Linked DNA regions of Homo sapiens: region 1 is linked to region 2. Evidence: chromatin loops called from intact Hi-C (ENCODE). Cell type or tissue: dorsolateral prefrontal cortex. All regions are shown on one strand. Each heading gives the region's core, and the rest is flanking DNA. Links, peaks and the distances in the headings are about the cores only.

The links. A loop is a pair of places that touch in the nucleus more often than their neighbours do. Peaks named below come from ENCODE experiments on the same cell type or tissue, not always from the same donor. Only the 100,000 strongest peaks of a DNase experiment are listed, where the experiment ranks them.
Region 1: it touches region 2 in a loop (2.3-fold over the local background); 3 of 110 quality-filtered maps call a loop at or near these places.

Annotation. Positions count from the first base shown.
Region 1 is chr13:105,190,611-105,195,999 of GRCh38, forward strand. No RefSeq gene overlaps it. Among named protein-coding and RNA genes, the nearest start is that of DAOA, 270 kb to the right of the region's middle. In dorsolateral prefrontal cortex, for the core only: no CTCF peak of the experiment used is centred there; a DNase peak (open chromatin) is centred at 2,611.
Region 2 is chr13:105,137,103-105,142,491 of GRCh38, forward strand. No RefSeq gene overlaps it. Among named protein-coding and RNA genes, the nearest start is that of DAOA, 330 kb to the right of the region's middle. RefSeq lists enhancers at 2,489-2,698, 2,749-3,158. In dorsolateral prefrontal cortex, for the core only: a CTCF peak has its summit at 3,112; DNase peaks (open chromatin) are centred at 2,829 and 3,069; H3K4me3 peaks cover 1,539 bases; H3K27ac peaks cover 2,122 bases.

The DNA.
Region 1 (5,389 bases), core at 278-5,277, 54 kb after region 2:
GTTATGGAAACAAGTCAACTATATTCTAACATTTATAATGAAGACTCTGTCTCTTAATGCTCTGTAGTAACAAAGCGTGTCAAATATTCCCAGACTAAAATAATATATTTAATTGTCAGAAAATTGAAAGCTGTAGAATGTGAGTTGGTGGTATGGTATGGCTCTGTGTCCCCACACAATCTCATTTTGAATTGTAATCACCATGTGTCAAGGGAGAAGCCTGATGGGAGGTGATTGGATTATGGAGGACTTTTCCCCCATGCTGTTCTCATGACAGGGAGTGAGTCTCAGGAGATCTGATAGTTTTATAAGCATCTGGCCTTTCTCTTGCTTGCACTCCATCTCTCCTGCTTTTCTTCTGTTATGATTCTAAGTTTCCCGAGGCCTCTCCAGCACTGCAGAACTGTGAGTCAATCAAAGCTCTCTTTCATAAATTACCCAGTCTCGTGTATTTCTGTATAGCCATGTGAAATTAGATTAATGCAGTTGAGATGTATAATATTTAAGATATGCACTTGGTATTATATAATGGAAAATATCTTATGTTTTAGTGAAAAGGGAATATGGAAGATACTCAGTAACATTTTCCTGAAAATCTTAATGAAGTTTTAGTTTTTGCTTAGGAAATATATCATGCTGATATTTGCATACTTTATATACCTATATATATATATACACATATATATTTCCAGCCATCTACATATTTAACATATAATGATACTTTTTAATTTATCAGATGCTCTCAAATATACAAATGAGTTGCTCAACTGTGTCAGCTTTTGAGTTATTTAAAAAGTACTCACAGTCTTAAGTACCTTCTTATTTATAATTGTATCTTTGCTCTAAGCACTTCTTATGTAGGATAAACTTTTTAGTAGATGTTTCTGCCCTTTGTTTAATAGCTTATATTAATATTTTTAGTTTATGATAGTAGTTAGCTGCTCTTCATTTAACTTTCTTATATTTTAGTTGATAAAGCTGCTATCCCCATAAAAATCACATATTCAAAATTGTAACACAACAGGAAATTTAGGAAATCACTAAGATTAAAAAAAGTTAGAGATAAATTAATTTAACTACAGCAGAAATATATTGGCAAGTCATCACCAACCTGTGTAAATATATCACTGGGCAGGAAGAAGGCAGAACAAATAATTGTTTCCCAAAATATCAATGCAAAGGAGCTGTTGAAAGACGTGCTGCAACTTTGGTACCATAATCAGGGGGAGCATGGAAAGGATCTCCCAAGTCAGACTCACCTCTATTCCTCTTCTCCGTCTTTAACCAAGCATAGATTTGCCATTGAATACAGCCTTTAGTTTGAAGAAATATAAATAACAAACATGAAAAGGATTAACTGCAAGGACTCATGAGAGCCTGGAATATCAATTAAAGAGATAGGAATAGAGACAGGAAAAGTTCTGGATGTACTAATTCTAAAGATTATAGCTTTTCATGTTTTCGTAGATCAATGAAAGCAAAGGAGAGTGGCACTGTATTGCAAATTCTCATAGTCACATGGAATTCTTAATGGTCAAAGGAAAAAGAAATAGTATAAAAATTATTAACCCATCTCTATTAATCATGATACAGTAAAAAACAAACCCACATTCTCATAGACATAATACAATAAAAGTTTATTTCCCATGTACACAGAACTGCTGTGGGTCTCAGACCATATGGCAAAGCAGCTGTTCTCCGCAAGCCAGATACCTCTAATTTTGTTTGACCAAACCAATTTATCACAACTCTGCTTACCATATCATTGCAACAAGGGTACAGAGAGAAACCGGTAAACCCTCCATGGGTTTTCCACTGCCAAAGACAAGATTTCTTTCCTAGTAACAGGGGTAAATATAGATATACATTTGCTTACAAGGAGAAGCAGACATTAGTAAATACTGCTAATGTCTACCAAACAACTTGGTAAGTATCTGCTTGATGTGTGGTAAATTTGGTCCAGAATTTTTAAACAACTTACTTTCTGAATGAGATTTTCTTAACCTTTCAAAAAACACACAAACAAAAAAACCCCAACAATTAATATAAACACTTATTTGGACATCACGGGTACCTCCCACCATGATAAAGTATTTTTAAATTTTATTCAGTACATAAAAGAATGAAAATAAATTTCAAAAATGGCAAAGTAAGACATTTTGAGTGAACCAGCTATAAAAAAAGAGAGCAAAGAGGTTCGGTGAAGAAATGGAAAGATAACCAAAGGAGATGGAATGTGAACGTATAGCGCTTATATAAGAAGACTAAGAAAGAAATAACACTATCAGGAGTATGATAACCATATTAAAAGCACCTTAAGTATAATAAAATGGAATTTAGAAAAAAGGGATAAAATGAGGAATGAAATAAAATAAGTGGAAACAAAGGATTAGAAGAAATAGTGAAATATTTATTATTGAAGAAACTAACAAATAAAATGCAGCTTAGCTGCCAGTGTTTCTGGAAAAAGAAATGAAGTGATGTAGTAGAAAACATATTTAACTGTAAAAAATCCAGGGGCCTCCCTCAGAGTGGCCCCCAATGACAGCCGCAGTTGAGATCTCAACACACTGCCAGCCAGCACTAATCAGCCGTGTCGGGGAGCTGCCTTGGAAATGAAAATGCCGGTCCCTGCCAAGCCACCCCAGTCGATGCCTTGTGGAACAGAGATGAGCCATTCCTGCCAAGCCCTACACAAAGTACAGATTTGGGGACACAAAAAATAATTATTATTTTAAGTCACTAAATGTTGGGGTGGTCTGTTATACCACAGTAGATAACCATATCTTTGGCATTATTTATTAAAACAAATAGGAAACCTTTCAGTAAAATGTGCTTTAAAACTGGATTACTCATACCAGATATCCATTCACTGGCACCTGCTGCTTGAAGACATGAAGAAAGAGACCATCTTCAGTGGGCCAAGGCGGGAGATCATTCTGCAGCTTTATAGGTATGAAGACTAGAGAAATGCGACTTGGATATATGTATTGTTGAAATGACTGATCCGTTTATATAGCTAACCAATTAAATAATTGTATTTCTTTTTAGGAATGCTATTCTGGATAATGACTGGAACATTTCAAACACAGTAGGTCCAAATGAAGATGCCGTGGAAGTAAGAGATAAGCAGTAGAATATATGTTGAGAATATCATCTTGTGAGTGCTTTAAGCAGAGAATATGTTACACTAAAATGTTCTTATTACTATTGCTATACATTTGTCTCTGTAAATTTGATTTATCAATGAAAAGGCCTATTTATCAGACAGTAATACAATGTAAATGTAACAATTAAATTACATAATGGAAGTATTTCCCAGGAGAAATATTTTGGCTTCGTTTACGGAAAAAAAAACCCAACTTATATAAGTTAAAAATATAAGCTAATGGGAAAGCTGCATTTGAAAGAACATTGTGAATTATTTCATAATTGTACATGCATTTGACAGTTACACTAGGCAAAGTAATAATATGGTTCTCTTAAAAGTCAGAACTCTGTCAAAATCTGTTTCTGGGGAAATTATTAGATTTAATAGGTAATTCATCTGCTTATATTTTCACATTGCTTAGTGATTTCTAACATATCTTGCAAGCAATCATACTCAAGGCTTTCTTGGTATTTTAATGAATACAAATTATCGCATTGAATCTCAAAAATTAAATCAAGCAGAATCCCATATTTCACTTGACATACAGACAGAAATATTGAGAAATCTGATGTTTGATCTCCTGTCATTTCTCTTAAGGGTACCCCTTCCAAAACTCTTTGTTGTTGTTTTCAGCTATATGTAAAAACTTTCACAGAAAAAATAGTTTTTGAACTGTTGAAAAACATCCAGTTTGTAGTTGTTAATACTTCTTTCCTGTATGTGGAAAAACAAACAAACAAACAAAATGGGTCTGAATCCAATTCATATGTAAATTGTGAATTACTACATCAGGCAAGTACATTAACTTTTAAATTTTTGATTCAGTACATTGTTGACTCCGACGTATTGCTGCGCCCACAAAATAATGAAACTACAATTTAATTTCTCTTGCCTTGATATTTGGCATGTGTATATTAATTATCCTCATTTTTCAGATTATGTAACAGATTTATTTATAAGTTTATTTGTGGAAAGAAGCCAAATAAATGTTTAAAAAGCATTTTCATCATAATTTCTAATAATTCAGAAGCCATTAAACATAATACCAATGCAATCCAATTTCCTCAGCATTATTCTAATATTTGTGTTTATAACAAATTAGAGTCACACTTGCATAAAATTTTAGAGTTGGAAGGAACCTCGGAGAGCAGTTCATTAAATTCCTAGTTTCACTGAGAAAGAGATTCAGAGAAGTTACAGAGACTTGACCAAAATTACTGAGAGAGTTAATTGTAAAGTTCCCACTTGAACCTATTTTTCCCAATTTCTGTTCCGGTACCATTTCCATTGACACAGAGCATATATCCCAAATTTCATGAATATACCTGAGAACATCTCAACATAAAAGTGGCAAGTAGCAAAATTGTTAAAAGTTGAAATTCCAAAACTATATATAATTTTATGGAAGAAAACGTTAGAAATATTACTTCCCCTTGTCAAAAAATTTGCTAATGTATGATTTTTGTTTTTTGTAAATCCTTTACCAGTGTTTATATGCATCACCTATAATTTTTTCTTTATTATTAATATAAAATATTTAATACATACCAAACCCAATATGTTATGTATTTTTATAAAGAAAAATAACGTATAAAAACTAAATCTGTTACATCACCAAAGAAACTGAATGTAGTAATAATTGGCACTAACTTTTCTACCTCGTCCTCACCCCATCTCCTGCCTCTCACTCATAAGTCACTACTATCTTGGGTCTTGTATTTAGCTTTCTCTTGTCTTGGTAAATTATTTTATCACATACATATGCATTGCTAGGAAACATATTTGTAAGTTTTATTTAGTTTTAAGCTTTACAAAAGTAGCCTTATTCTGCATGCAGTCCTCTGGGAATCACTTTCTCTCAACTTCAGGTTTCTAACCTTTATCTGGGATGATCCATGTAGATTTAGTCCATTCATTTTTACTGTTGCAAACGGTTCTCTTTTTGGTAGTATAAAGCAAATAATTCATCCCTTCTCTGAGGAAATAATGTTTTCTGAAATATCTTGAACATGACTCCTGAAGCACATCTGCAGACATTTCTCCAAGTTATAACTGATTCAGGACAACCGAGCCTCCAAACTGGGGTTTCGCCCAGGGAGGTTCCTGGCTTCACCTGGGAAAGAATTCAAGGTCAAGTGCGTGTTGTTAGACAGCAATCTCTCACTGAGTCGTGATGCTCCTTTCGGAGCAGGTCTAACTCACAGGCAGTGCTCCCAGAATCCCCAAAGGATGGGCTCT
Region 2 (5,389 bases), core at 273-5,272:
TCTGCTTCCTCCAGCCAATTCTGGTGACAATTTCTATATCAGTCAAAGTCCTGGAAGAAATTGATGCACTCTCAGGAGGTGAATTGAAGAGATTTCATAGAATATAATGAGTAATTTATAATGGTGTTGGTTGTCCTGTGTTAGCCAACCATGAATAATAAGAACCCTAGCGTTGATAAGCATGGAGGCATTACTGCCCCAGGTCTGAAAGGGCAAAGAAAGGGAGCATTTATTGCAACACAGAAACCGGTAGCTGTAGAAGAAGACTGACCAGCAGAAGTTGTGCCTTTTAAAAGGAACGCAGCCAAAGCCAAAACGTGCATTGTTAAGAAAGAAGGCAGAGGAATAAATACCCTTGCTGCTCTCTCTCTTCCTACCATCTGATGACTGTTGGTGCTGTCTATTGGCTGACGCCAATCAGGAAACAGAATACAAAAGAGCTGAGTTTACATGACCCATAGAGGTAGCTTTCTGGGCCACAGAACAGGGAGAAAAAGATTAGAAAGGAGAGCCAAAGAGGCAAAACTAGAATATGCAGGACAGAGATCTTAGATTTTGATCAAGCTACTTATCTTCTACTAGTCTCAGTTTCTTTATATGCAAAATAATTTTTATTATCTACTAAATAAGCTACAATATGCAAAGTCTATGTGTCATGGCAAGTATTCACTAATTTATAGTTGCTTATCTTATTATTTTGAGATTAAACACAACAGAAGAATAGAATGGTCCATAAGTAATGTCATTTGGTGCTTAAAATACCTTGAATGAATGTGAAAAATATTTTACATATTATCTGAAAAACATGTATAAGAAAAACTTATTATTTGCATTGAAAGACAACTATATTTAAAGACAGATTATGGAATGGATGTTCAATAAACAGTAGTTTTTCTTTTCATTACTTGGAACTCTACAGAAAGAATATTCAAAAGAATCTCTTGTGGGGTAGAATTTCCCAAAACTAAAATTCTTGTTACACCTATACAATAAATTGTCAAAAGACGATCATCATTACTTGCAACCAATGGAACTTAAAGATTAATTATGTAAAAGGCTACATAATTTCCTAGTCCCAGAGAACTCCCCAAAATTACTTTTATTTATTAACCATAGTAGCTAATATTCATTCCAAAGGGAAACATATTTAAATGGCTACTTGCATATGAATTAATAGTGATTAGTGAATACCAAAGTAATTCTGCAATGACCACCAAAACAGAAGTACAAATGCTAAAGATAAGAAAACAAAGGATGTTAGAATTAACTAAAAGATTTCCTAACACAACTGCAATCATCAGGACATACTGGTCTTGTGTAATCAGCTTTCTTTTTTTCTTTCTTTTATTTTTGCTTTACATATACCATGGCCTATATATTAGCATAGTACCTGCTAATGCCAGCAAACACTTGCTGATGCTCTTTCTCTCTGATATCATCCAGGATGTTTTTTGATGTTTCATATGTTTTAGGCATGGAGTTTCTTAGAGGTAGAGAAAATATCCTTTATGGGCCAGGCGCAGTGGCTCATGCCTGTAATCCCAGCACTTTGGGAAGCCGAGGAGGGCGGATCACGAGGTCAGGAGACAGAGACCATCCTGGCTAACACGGTGAAACCCTGTCTCTACTAAAAATACAAAAACTTAGCCGGGCGTGGTGGCGGGCGCCTGTGGTCCCAGCTACTCGGGAGGCTGAGGCAGGAGAATGGCGTGAACCCGGGAGGCAGAGCTGGCAGTGAGCCGAGATCGCACCACTGCACTCCAGTCTGGGTGACACAGCAAGACTCTGTCTCAAAAAAAAAAAACAGAGAGAGAGGAGAAAATATCTTTTATAAGAAGAGGAAACTTTTACCAAATTATTAACTCTCCTATTTATAAGAGCTTCACAGAATCGATTCCTGGTTTTCAGAAGGCTGTTTTCAGCTCCAGAAAATTAACCCAGTGGGAAGGAAATTTCATCAATTGATTTTAGTTGCCTTAGATAATCCACAGGGGCAAGTAAGACCTGGACTACATCTCCACTGAAATGTGGGAGAATTTACAATTGGCATACAGCTGTTTCCTGCTACTGCCTTACTCTAGAGAGAGGATGACTTATCACTCAACTGAAGCTCCCAAAAGAAGAGCTGTAGGAGGCCTTGTTACCTCACACAGCTGGCTAAACTCATAACCTGCCCTGTCATGATTGCTATTCTGGGGCTTGATCGATAAAGACTCGGGTGTTCTCAATTCTGTTCTTTTCTTTGCAATCGCAACACTCAACAATTTCTTGCTTGATAACTATATGCAGACACTGCCCTCACTTCCCCAAGGAATTGCACTGTGCCTGCACATCCCTGTCACTTTCACAAAGAGGCAGATAATTTCCTCTCACTGGATAGGGTGCTATGTGGAAATGACGTGAAATCCGCTCAACCTGATTTCCAACATGTGCGTTCGTTTTCTCCCTATTCAGGTCATAGTGATTCATGAGAGAGAGAGGCAGAGCGGGAACTGAAGCAGTTTCAGCCTCACCAAAGTACCTTTCCCCTAGTTCCTCTTACTGTGCTCATTATCCTTTCTTTCCTGCTTACCATACATCGTTTACCAACCCTTTGAAAATTTAAACTACCAGGTTCATCTAGCTCTGGCACTGCTAGAACCGAGACTACAGAAGATGTCTGAGTCTTCCAAGCTATTTGGGTCAAACAAAACAAACAAAACCACACACAGCCACCGAGTTGGGTTATTTTAAGGACTTAGAGCTACAGAAGGCAATCTGTCAGCATCCGAGGCTGTTTCAAAACCACCTCCTCCCTCCGTGCTTGAGTCAAGAGCTGCAGTCTTTCTATCGCCCATAGCCATGCTGCAGCACTTCCTCAATCACCCTCTTCTCGCTGCACGCATTGACTTTCGGTTTCTTCACAGAGTCACTGACAGCTTGCAGCTTTGGCTTATCGATAGCCCCGTGGTTCTCTCCATCCATGACCTACCAGATGGCATTTTAGTTTAGTTCCCACCACTCACTGCCTTATTTAATTGGTATTTCTTGCCCCACATTTCCAAAGCAAGCCCGGTCTGGATTCTGTTTGGTTCAGCCATCTCATGGGTCTCCAGCTGCTTCCCTGTCCTGTAGGCGGCCTGCGTGAGGCGCAGTTCCTACTTCCAAGGTATTGTGGGGCAGTGGCTATTTTTGCAGGCTATTGTGAGGCAGCAGAGGTAAAGTATGAGTTGAAACATACAAACAAAATATGGCCCCTCAGCATTGTAGAACTTTTGCAGATAATGAATTTTAGAACCAAATAGAGCAGGACATTTGTTTTCACAGTGAGTCTTATGGCTCTACTTAGAATCTTGTCACTCTGTTTTGCAGTCACCTCTCCAAGTCATTGTCTTTTATTGTACCCTTGAGAAACAATACTGTTTCCATTCCAACCACTTTACTGAGTATTTTTACTCAGTGGTCAGGTCACAAATAATCTGTTAAGTTTTAAATTCAGTTGTCTTGTATTGCTGATTTCTCTGTCTTATTTAATGTATTATTCACTTCTTAAACTATTTCTCTTGTGGGTTTTTTGGCACTATATTATCTTCTTTCTTCTATGATTAATTTTGTATTTCTTTCTTTTAAATCTCCTCAGCAATCACCACTTAACTATGAGCATTTCTCAAATGTTTGCACTTTTGCTCCTCAAATTTTATATTGTTCTAATCTGAAGGCACCCATGAAGTCACTGCACTGCATGGTTACCTAAGTGCAGATTACTCCAACATTTTAAATTTCATATATTGATTTCATTCCAGCAGAACACTTCAGACTATCTGACTCAAATTTTCAAGAGGAGATTTCTTACCAGGGAATTGAAGTACATGCTCAAGCTGCTTACATGCCCATATGTTCTGTTTCCACTTAGGATAAAATATTTTCTAGTCCAGTACTACAAAATCCTTCCTTGTATTTGACCCTTCACACAGATCTCAATACATGTATCTATTGCTATTCAAGTCATGATATCCATTGCAATGCAGAATGGTAAGTAATTTATTCACAGTACCGATTGATATTACAAACTTTTAAGCAGGGTACGGCAAAAGCATTAGATACTTTATGTATTAAAGAAGCTGTTAACTGTTTTAACAGATAACTAACTCCCAATCCCAAAATTGTATAGTGTAAGCTCAAAAGCTTACACTATAGAAGTTTATATCTCTCCTTGGTAAGATCTGCTCAGGACTCCCTGATCAGTAAGTGACTCTCTTCCAATGTCTGGTATTCTCACACAGAGACTACTGTGTATGTATTTAGATGAAAACAAATGTCTGTGTTACTGGGAACTGGAATTTTGACATGAGAGAAATAAATACATAATTAAGAGAGAAAAAATTTTAAGAGAACACCTGTATTATCAATAAAAATCAGATGAATGGCATCTCTTATTAAAAAAAAAATAAAGATACCCTCATCCGGCCCACAGAAAATGACTAGAAACACTGACCCACTCAAAAGGAATGAGCACTACTGGTACCTAGGATCAGGACTCTTAGGGAAAAAAAAAGGCATTATTCTGAAAACTTATAGAAGAAAAGGAAGGAGTCAAACATTCATCTTGCATTCTCTTTTTAACCCCTTCTCCAGGAGTCAGTTTTCATCCATGACTGGTGAGCTCATAAAAATAAACTGATATTGAGTAGGATGCAGTGGCTCATGCTTGTAAATCCAGCATTTTGGAAGGCTGAGGTGGGAAGATCGCCTGAGCTAAGGAATTTACCAACCTGGGCAACATAGTAAAACCTCATCTCTACAAAACGTTAAAGAAGAAGAAGAAGAAGAAAAAAAAAAAAAAAAGCCAGGCACACACCTGTAGTCTTAGCTACTCAGGAGGCTGAGGCAGAAATATTGCTTGAGCCCAGGAGGTTGAGTTTGCAGTGAGCTACATTTGTGCCACTGTACTTCAGCCTGGATGACAGGGTGAGATTGAGAAAGAAAGAAAAGAAAGAAAAGAAGGAAAAGAAAAGAAAGAAAGGAGGAAGGAAGGAGAGAAAGAGAGAGAGAAAGAAAGAAAGGAGGGAGGGAGGGAGGGAAGGAAAGAAGGAAGGAAGGAAGGAAGAGAAACTGATGTTATGTTCTTTAAATATGAGTACACAACATTATTACATGTGAAGAATTTTTTTACCAAAACCAAAATAAACTAGAAGACAAGCCATTTTTCATCAACCAATTTACAAAAAATATAGGGAACAGCTGAAACTGTTAAGTGACATGGCAGGGCTTCAATCAGTAAAATGCAGACTCTGAAAACTCTACAGGACAAACAATCTGATTCTTCAAAATACAAAATTCATGGAAAACAAAAAGACTAGGATGGGGGACCTAAAATATAGTTATGGAACACTAAACAATTACAATATAT